Regions from separate parts of the Homo sapiens genome. Here region 2 is linked to region 1. Evidence: read pairs that join two places in POLR2A ChIA-PET (ENCODE). Cell type or tissue: OCI-LY7. All regions are shown on one strand.

What was found. Peaks named below come from ENCODE experiments on the same cell type or tissue, not always from the same donor. Only the 100,000 strongest peaks of a DNase experiment are listed, where the experiment ranks them.
Region 2: POLR2A ChIA-PET joins it to region 1 with 6 read pairs; 1 of 35 experiments calls an interaction of 5 or more read pairs at or near these places.

The regions. Positions count from the first base shown.
Region 1 is chr9:123,132,737-123,137,736 of GRCh38, reverse strand. It overlaps STRBP (spermatid perinuclear RNA binding protein), which reads left to right. Exons shown (of 19, transcript NM_018387.5): 15 at 1,222-1,356; 16 at 1,556-1,696; 17 at 4,769-4,892. Among named protein-coding and RNA genes, the nearest start is that of MIR600HG, 20 kb to the right of the region's middle. In OCI-LY7, no CTCF peak of the experiment used is centred here; DNase peaks (open chromatin) are centred at 2,066 and 4,826; H3K4me3 peaks cover 628 bases; H3K27ac peaks cover 4,446 bases.
Region 2 is chr9:123,357,490-123,362,489 of GRCh38, reverse strand. The region is part of intron 1 of CRB2 (crumbs cell polarity complex component 2); the gene reads right to left. Among named protein-coding and RNA genes, the nearest start is that of CRB2, 3.8 kb to the right of the region's middle. RefSeq lists an enhancer at 3,945-4,612. In OCI-LY7, no CTCF peak of the experiment used is centred here; a DNase peak (open chromatin) is centred at 2,109.

The DNA.
Region 1 (5,000 bases):
GGTTTATATATGTAATACTTAATATTTTGGGCTGGGCATGGTGGTGCACACCTGTAATCCCAGCACTTTGGGAGGCTGAGGCAGGCGGATCACCTGAGGTCAGGAGTTTGAGTGCACCCTGGCCAACGTGGCGATACCCTGTCTCTACTAAAAATACAAAAATTAGCCGGGTGTGGTGGCAGGTGCCTGCAATTCCAGCTACTTGGGACGCTGAGGCAGGAATTACCTGAACCCAGGAGGTGGAGGTTGCAGTGAGCCGAGATTGCACCACTGCACTCCAGCCTGGGCCACAGAGCGAGACTCTGTCTCAAAACAACAACAACAACAAACAAAAAAAACAAAATTAACACTTTTGGACATTTATTTTGTGTGTTCAGCATTTCTTGTGTGGTGGAATTACAGACATGATCTCTGACCTCAAAAAGTGCCCTATCTTTTGGTTTCTCCTTTCTCAAAATTATAGTTGTATTTTGTGGGTTTATTTGTTAGTTTGCTTTTGATGCTAGCCTCTGTTTTCATTTGCACCTTCATGCTCTTGCATGAATTATTTCACTACTTCTATTCTTATCCTTCCTCAAATCAGTTATTTCCATAGCATGTATCTCCTCTTTAACATACGTTATTTTGCAGTGATGATATCTGTCCCTCCCACTACACTCTAGCTCCTTGAGGGCAGAGAGTGACTGCCTTTATTGTTATTTTAAAATTTCAGAATCCATAGTCTATAGCCAACTGTTTTTACCTTAGGTCCCCTTAAATCTGTTTAGAGTGACTGAGAGGTGTATGGGAACATTTACCCTCTAACATCCCAAATTGAGAGTTATTTCTTCCTAACCCTAAAGAAGAAAAATGATGAACCCTTAGGCATCACGTGAATCCAAACTGTTCTATTCTCGTTATTAGTAATTTAGAGTATTATTCTTAGATCACGAACACTACAGAGCAGAGCCTGGAGTGGCCCACAGTGGTGAGGTTGCATTGATTGGTCTTGAATACTGCTTCGAAGGAAGGCTGGCCAGATGACTGCAATGTTTACTGCTTGTAGAGTTTTTACAGCTTTAATGATATTTTGCCATTTGTGTAAAGAGGTGACTCATTCTAGCCCCTGAGTGCTTTGAAGTAGAATTTTTGAGCCTCCTTCTTAGCATAATTGTATTAATAAGAAATGTAATATTCTAAAATCTTACTTGATTGAACCTTCAGATTCCCTTTCTCTTATAGGTAAGAACTCAGGGCCCTATCCTCACAGCAAGTGGCAAAAACCCTGTAATGGAGCTCAATGAAAAAAGAAGAGGTCTCAAGTATGAACTCATCTCAGAGACTGGTGGAAGCCATGACAAGCGCTTTGTAATGGAGGTGTGTACCCAGACACAAGCCAGCCTTATCTTTCTTCTCAAAGACATAGGATATCCTGAACTTAATGTAAAGTTTTAGACTGAGTCAGTTCTTGTGGCACTATTTGATTTTTGGTGTTTTCTGTGTCATAATCTATTTAAATTAAAAGGACATAGAGGAATTGCATGGGATAATTGCAAGGTGTTATTCTTGATTGTAGGTAGAAGTAGATGGACAGAAATTCAGAGGCGCAGGTCCAAATAAGAAAGTGGCAAAGGCGAGTGCAGCTTTAGCTGCCTTGGAGAAACTGTTTTCTGGACCCAATGCGGCAAATAATAAGAAAAAGAAGATTATCCCTCAGGTATGAGTAAACATTAAACCTTTGCAGAACCTGTGAAAAATGTTAGAGGAATTAAATTTTCTTTCCTGTCCATGTGGCACTTTAGCTTTTTCTGAAGTTGTTTCCTTTTCTTGGACTTGGTGACCTTTGCTTTGGGTTAGGTCACGAATAATATAAATTTGATTAGTGGTTTCATGTTCTATGGACTTTCTAAACAAAATATATATGTACATGTATATTTATATTTATATGTATATATGAGGCTATTAGCATTATTTGGAGGGTTGAGGTCATTCTTGATGAAGTCAGGTTTTGAGGTGATTTGGACCTTAGTGAGGTCTAAGCAGTTTAGTTTGGGGAAGCTGCCAGGAGCACCTGGGGCTTTGCTTTCATCAGCCTGCGGGTGCTCTTCCAGTTCCTTTGCAGTTTCGTGCTTTTGCATTGTTTATTTTGGGTTTCCTTTGCCGACCGCATAAAATTTGGCGCTGTATTGTGTCTGTTCATTACTGACACTGGGAATGTCAGTGCTACTGAATGTCCAGGATCTTAGCAAGGTATTTAGAAAAGATGGCCCTCTAATTACATGCTTGTGGATATGAGATTCTTCCATCCATTCATTTATGCATTCAAAAAACATTTTCTAGTCATACATCATATGCCTGATAGTGAGGGAAAGAGTAAGTAAATATAAGACACATTGTGCCTCATAGAGAGTACTGGTATAATAACATAACATCTGAATATATTATATGATAGAAATTAAAAATGCTTAACGTAATAAAAAGAAGCTTAGATTGTTTAATTCTACATTAAACATTATATTTAGATTCCATTATGTATGCTATGTCCATTGTAGGAGGGTAGAATTGATCTTATTTTACAGGTAAGGAAACAAGGCCCAAAGAAATGGAAATACTTGCCTGTGGTAACACAGCTAATTGATGGTGGGGGTTCCTTCTAGAACCAGGTAGTTCTCCCAAAGGCCATGGACATTTTACTATTGCATATTGTATCCATCTCAAAATTTGTTTTGTATTCATTTAAATTTCTTGTATTTGCTATAATAAACACTGCTTAAATTCTAGGATCCAAAAGGTAGAGAAAACTTATTTTAATGAGATGAAAAAATTTTTAAAGCCTTTAAATTACGCATGTCGAAAACAAGTAGATTTTATTTTCTAAAATCTTCTGGTAAACATAGAACAAAGTATGTTCTAAATTAGTTGAAAGATGATTCTTGTTTTATGAGCTTGTTTTATGGTGTTTTTTCCCATATTACATCTTATGTTTGGTCAGTTAATTTTAGTTTAAAAAGCCCATGTGCAAATATTTATTAGGTAGTTAAGTTTGTTCTACTAGACATGAGCTAGATTTGTGTGGAATCATTCTGCTACTGCCAGATTGTTGCTTGCTGACTACTTTTGACTAAGTCATGTTAAAAAAAGAAAGATGTCTACATGAAGTTCACTCATTTTTAGAAATTTTCCATACTATAAGCTATAAAACTCATGTGTTCAATGTGCTTGACGGCCAAGAAGCAATCTATTTTGGATATGTGGGTTGGTTTATTTCAGAGAAAAACAAAAACGGCAGTCCCTGTGCATGACACAGTTAACCTTGAAACTGTCTCCTGCCCATTCATACTAGAGGTAGAGGTTCCTGCCCATTCATACTAGAGGTAGAGGTTATCCTGGAAAGAATAAAGGATGTTGCATTTTCAAAGTGAGATAAACCAATGTGTATGTATTCTGACTCTTTCAGCTTCTTAGACACTGTTGACTTTATCATAGAGTACGCTTTGAGGCTTTGCACCACTTTCTTGCACCTTGGTTATAGTGGGGAATCTTAATTGTTTCTAGCTTGAGTTTTTGTTGCATTTCTATAAGTATAATATTCAATTTGAAACTAGACACCTTTTGATTTTCTTAAAATTTAGTTTGGAAAAGAGGTTTTTCAACAGTCCTGTTTACTGTTACTCCCGGTGTTATCTGTTGTATTTTTAGAATGTTTTTATATCTGTTCTCTCGTTGTTCTTTCTACTCTAAGGAAAACAAAGTATCATTATTCTCATTTTATAATTCTCGGTTACTGTTTCAACTCTAAGGAAAACAAAGTGGGTATCATTATCCACATTTTTAATTAGTGGGGAGATTTCCATAGATTATGGCATTTTAGAGAAAGAAGGGGCTTTCAAAGTGGTATTTATTTATTTAATAATGGGGCCAGGTGCGGTGGCTCACACCTGTAATCCCAGCACTTTGAAAGGAAGCTGAGGTGGGCAGATCACTTGAGGTCAGGAGTCAAGACCAGCCTGGTCAACATGGTGAAACCCTGTCTCTACTAAAAATACGAAAATTAGCCAGGTGTGGTGGCGGGTGCCTGTAATTCCAGTTACTTGGGAGGCTGAGGCAGGAGAATCACTTGAACCTGGGAAGGTGGAGGTTGCAGTGAGTCGAGATCGCACCATTGCACTCCAGCCTGGGTGACAGAGCGAGACTCCGTCTCAAAAAAAAAAACCAAAAAAAGATAATTAGTAGTGGATACATACATACACAAACAGCAGAGGAATCGGGCTCCAAGAAATCATATTACCTTCCTGAGGTCACAGTTACTTAGAGCAGGAACTGGCATCCTCATCTTTGGTCCTCCTGTCTTAGTCCTTTATGTTTTCCCCCCACTAGCCCCACTCAGATTCGCAGTTAATTCTATGTAATTAGTTGCTCAGATATTTTCTGCCTGTTGGCAGATAATTTACTGGATTTGGAACCTAGGTACCAAGTGTGTATGATTACTTTAGTAAGGCCTAAAATGACTTTGGATATAAATTGATTACTGAAATTTGGTGTAGAAAATGAACTCTTTCTGGATAACCCTCAAGCAAAAAGAAGTTATTTGCATATTCTCTTAACATCTCTGTAAGGTAGGTATCATTTTTGTTTTTCAGATGATAAATTGAAGGTTCAAGATCACAGACAGCTCATGGTCTCACCCACGTGCTCACAGTTTCTCATAGTTGTTGTGCGTTGAAGAGATGATAGAAGAAATAAAATGGTTCTTATTTCTTTCAGTAATGAAAATGTGTTATTTTAACAGGCAAAGGGCGTTGTGAATACAGCTGTGTCTGCAGCAGTCCAAGCTGTTCGGGGCAGAGGAAGAGGAACTCTAACAAGGGGAGCTTTTGTTGGGGCGACAGCTGCTCCTGGCTACATAGCTCCAGGTATAGTACAAACTGCAAGAGATTGGCCCCCTTTACTGGGCCGAAATTCAAAGAATAGCATCTCCTGCATTTTCTAAGGTTGTACAGGGTTTGTGGAAATATAACACA
Region 2 (5,000 bases), 220 kb before region 1:
AAAGTGAAGGCTTGCTGAGCCTGCCCAGCCCTGTCCACTTCACACAGCAAGTTAGTGTTCGCTGGGACAGGCTTCAAGGTCTATCTGGATTATTTCAGCTCCACCTGGGGAGGGGTCTCCCTCCTGCAGGCCCCATCCATCCAAGGAGGCCCCAGAGGGTGAGGCTCCTCCCACTGCCCCCTCCACCTCTTCTGCCAGGGGTCTGGTAACTCCATCCCTGGGTGAAACTGGAGATGGGCCCGACCTCAACCTCTGGAGGATGGGTGGACAACTTCAAAAGCAGGGATCGTGTGCTCCGCTGGTCTCATTCCTACCCCTTCTCCACATCACTACCCACCCCCTGCCAGCCACTGGCCTAGGAACTTCTAGAGGGTCCCTGGCCCTAATTTCATCCCCCATCAGCAAACACCTGAGTGGCCGGCCTGGCCAAGGTCGCATGGTACAGAGCAGGTATTGAGATGGCTCACGGACACCTGCCCCTGGCCACCATGATGCTTCCAGCACCGGGGCTCTAACAGAGGGTCACCAACCGGCTTGGAAGCCACGCCCAGAGATCCTCATCCCCCTTCCTCTCCTCCTGCCTTCCTGAGAGCCTTGTCACCACAATGCCCAGGTGAGAACTTGAGCTTTGAAGTGAAACAGACCTGGGTTCAATTTCAGCTCAGAAAGTTCCTAGCTATGAGACCCTGGGTAAGTCATTTCTCCTACAGAGCCTCCGTTTCCCAGTCTGAAAATTAGATCATAAAAGAATCCCCTCATCAAATGCTGAACTATTCAGCTCCCCAGCACCGCAGTCAAGGGCTGCTTTTGGTAACAACTCGGTAAGGGATGGGGGAGGAGAGCCTCCAGAAGACACAGCCTCCATTCCTCCCCCCACCCCCATCCGGAGCTCCCAAAGGTGCCCCTCCCCCACCCAGGTTGTCATCTAGACACTCACCAGACCCCAGAACAGCTCAGACCCTGCACCCTTCCCTCCCCCACTCTGGTGAAGCCCCCCAGATAAGGCTGGCAGCCTCTCAGGCGTCATCCGCATTCCAGGCAGGGCTGTCCTGTGGCCTGACCCGCATCCTTCCAGCTCCCCCAGGAAAGGGCACAGGTTTGGGGCATCGGGCAGTCCTGGTTTGTATCTGGGGTGCAAAAAGTGCCCATCTCATGGAGGTGTTGAAAGGATTCACCAAGGTGATGCAGGGCACAGCCCTGGGACTGGGTGTGGCCAGCACTGCTCAGGAGGGTGCAGCACTCATAACCCATGGTAAAGGGCCCCGGCTGCCAGCGCCTGTGCCAACAGGTCCCTCACTTAATTCCCACAGAGCACTGTCCCTCACCTGTGCAGTGCAAGGAACCCCCCCCCCTCCCCGCCCATCCAATCTGAAGCTTTGCCCCCTATCTCAGAGCAGCTGGGACCACGCTGGGGAGGCAGCACCGGGGAAAGGATCCTGGGGGGCGGGGGAGGTGCCTTGTCACAAGGGATCTTCCCAGGACCATGGGAGCAGATGGGCTCTAAATGACAGAGCCCGGGAGACAGAGTCCAACCCCATGGGAGGAAGGAATTTCTCCAGTCAGAGCCAGGCAGGAAGGGAAGGAGCTGCCCGTCCTGGGAGGCATGCAATAGTGCCACAGTCCTGCCTGGGAGGGACAGCCATCTTTCATGTGTCATCTCAGTTGATCTTGGCATTTACCTCCGAGGTGGATAGGATTATGATGCCTGTTTTACAGCTCAGGAAAGGGAGACTCGAAGCAGCCTCACAGTCCACAGCCCAAGGGAGGCTGGAATCCAAACCCAGGGCCTCACTCCAAGCTTCCCGGAATCACGGGCCCACATTAAGAATACAGATTCCTGGAACCCACTCCAGACCCCAAATTTAGAACCACTGGGCCCTGAGCCTGAGAATCTGCATCGCAACCTGCTCCTGGGGGATTCCTTTCACTTTTAGGTGTGGGAACCGCTGACCTCAGGTTGTCTCTGTCTTCCAGGAGTGAGCCTAGGAGGCCACGATAGCCCAGGCCAGACAGGAGAGGCAAGGAGGGGCGGGGTGTGGAGGGCAGCAGGGCGGAGGAGGGGCTGTCCCCCCTTCCCGGGCCAGGCTGGAGGGGCGGGGCCTGTTGCCAGGGCAACGAGGGGCCTGTGCTTATCTTTACAAATCCCTCCTGACCTCAGGCTGCCTGGGCCGACCTGGCAGGGAGGGATTAACCGACGCCCGCCCCTCCCCTTCGACCTGCTGCCCTGTCCTGGGGAGGGGCAGGAGGACCCAGCTGTTTACTGAGTGTGTACTATGTGCTTGGGCCTGTGCATCTATTATTACATTGTTATACTTGATTCAGACCAGAAAAGGTGGGTGCCATTAAGAAAATTTCTGTTTTTGTAACTCAGAGAGGTTGATAATTTTGCCCAGGTTGAGACGAAGAATCAGATCAGCTCCTGATTTCCCAGAGGTCCACATCTCCCAATGCATGTGAAATTTTCACTTTACAAACCCTAAATTGCCACTCACATATTGTTGCTTTAGTACATTACAGCTGCCTCACCCAGGAAAAAAAAAAAATCTCTAAAGGTTTTCACAGGAATACAGCTTCCAATATCAGCCTGGGCAGAGCAGGCAATCTTCCCCGTCTATCCAGAACCCAGCTGTCAGTAATCCCACTGTGTCTCAGGCCTCACTCATTAGTAACTCCTACTTTTCATGCACTTAGAATGGGCCTGTTTATAACAGCCAACAACTGATGAGAAGTGTTTTACTGAAGCCAGGTGCAGTGGCTCACACCTGTAATCCCAGCACTTTGGGAAGCTGAGGTGGGAGGATCACTTCAGGCCAGGAGCTCAAGACCAGCCTGTGCAAACATAGTGAGACGCTGGCTCTATGAAAACAAAACGAAATAAGCCAAGCATGGGGTGGGTCCCTGTAGTCCCAGCTGCTTGGGAGGCTGAGGTGGGAGGATGGCTTGAGCCCAGGGTGTCGAGGCTACAGTGGGCTATGATTTTGCCACTGCACTGCAGCCAGGGCAACAGGGTGAGACCCTTTCTTAAAAAAAAAAAAAAAAAAAAAAAAACAAAACAAAAACGAAAAACCACAAACAAAAAAAGAAGCATTTACTGGGGAAGCTTCCTGTCCCAACAAATCAAGAGACAGAATATTTCTAAGAAGCGACCTAAGATCTCATAAGGTGTGGGAACTTCTAGCATAGGGGAAGAAATTGTTCATCTAATATCCCTGGGCCCCAAGGCTCTACCCTACAAGGGTAGGGCTGAATAACCATGGAGGCTTGCAGACACTCACTCAGTCATCAGGAAAGGGTGAAATTCTCTTTTGGGCAGAATAATTTGGCATACTCTTTTTCAAAAATGTTTACCTTCTGAGGTTAAAAGACATAATTTTGATAACAGTAATTGCAACAATAGCTGTCAGGGACGGAGCACCTACCCTGTGCCTGGCACTGACCAACCCTTGAGAGTTTGGGCTCAGAGCACAGTTCCAGGGAGTTACCTCCTGAAGTGAGGGGGAGACAGAGCAGGTGGGGTTCCCCACCTGCCACCCAAACAGGCCACTTTTAACAATTTTACTATTAACTATTCATGGGCTTCCATCTAAAATTTCCCTTGAAATTGGGGGTTCCATGCCAAAACCTGGGGTGGGGAACCGCTCACTGCATTCTCTTCCAATCCTTATACCAGCGCTCGGAGTAAGCCAGTCTGTCCTCGTTTTGTAGAGACAGAGAAGAGACGTGACTTTGCCTAGGCAAGTAGCACAGTGTACTGTGAAATCCCAGCACTGGCTCTGGGGCTTCCTGGCTCTGGGACTGGCCATCTCTGGGCCTCGTTTACCTCCTCTGTAAACTAGGGGTATCAGAGCTGACTTCATAGGCTGTTGGGAGAATTAAATTAGACCTCGTTAATAATAGCACAGTGCCTGCCATGGAGTGGCTGATCTTACTCATTAACAATTCTTTACTTGAGGCAGACACCCACTGTCCAAAGGATCCTGACATTGGGTTGAATGTGTGTGGCTTTCTGCTCCATCTCTGCTTCTGTCCTGCAGGCCCCCACCCCCTTCTGGCTGGAGGAGGGGCCGGACTTGGGGCCTGGACTCACTGCCCCTTTGTCTGCTGGGCTCCCTGGGTGTTTGGGGAAGGGAGGGTGGATATGAGAGCCCAACGTGCCCCATTGTACTCCAAGATGCTTGGTCCTCTCCATGGCAACCAGCCGGGCCTTTGTGGCAAATTGGGCCCAGGATGGAGAGGCCCAGCTCAGGGCCTGGCAGGGGTGGGGAGAAAAGCCAGGGGCCCATGGCCTCCAGAAGCCCCCATCCCCTCCAGGATGGAAATTGGTTTTCAAGTGACAAAATCCCCAATCCCTCCCCTCCCGGCAGGCAGTCTAGGGTACCAGCATGCAGAAATGGTCATGCCTGCAGTGTACCCCACCAACTTTTAGGGATCCCCAGGGATGGCGCTCCCAGCACAGAAATGGCAGAGGAAAGGCTGCCCCTGGGCAACCCAGCAGGCCTGATGGGTTGAGTGTACACACCAGTGTCCAGACCCCCCACAGCCTCCATCCACTCTGTGCCTCCAGGTCCCCTGTGAGTGCACACTGAGTGTGAATGCACACATGTCCACATGTGCGTGTTGGGGTGTGCACATTGGTGTGCAGGCACATGCCATGTGTGTAGGTAGGTGCATGTGCTGGTAGATCCACATGTGTCTGTAGCACCTGTCCCTGTGGTGCTGTGTGCCCTTGGGCATGCCACACAGGTGTGCGGAGTGTGGGTGTGTGAGCATCACAGGGCAGGGGACAGAGCACCGATCCACAGACCGGGATCTCACGTGCTTTGTATGCAGAGAACAGAGAGGAGCAGCCACCCCGCCCCCCGCCACCATGCCCCACCCCTCTATGGAGCCCAAGTCGCCTGCCAGCAGAGCCCAGCTCATAAGTCCCCGTCCCTCTCTGAGCCTTGGTTTCCTTCACTGCAAAATGGGGTCCTCATCCTCCCTAGGGCCCCATAGAGAGG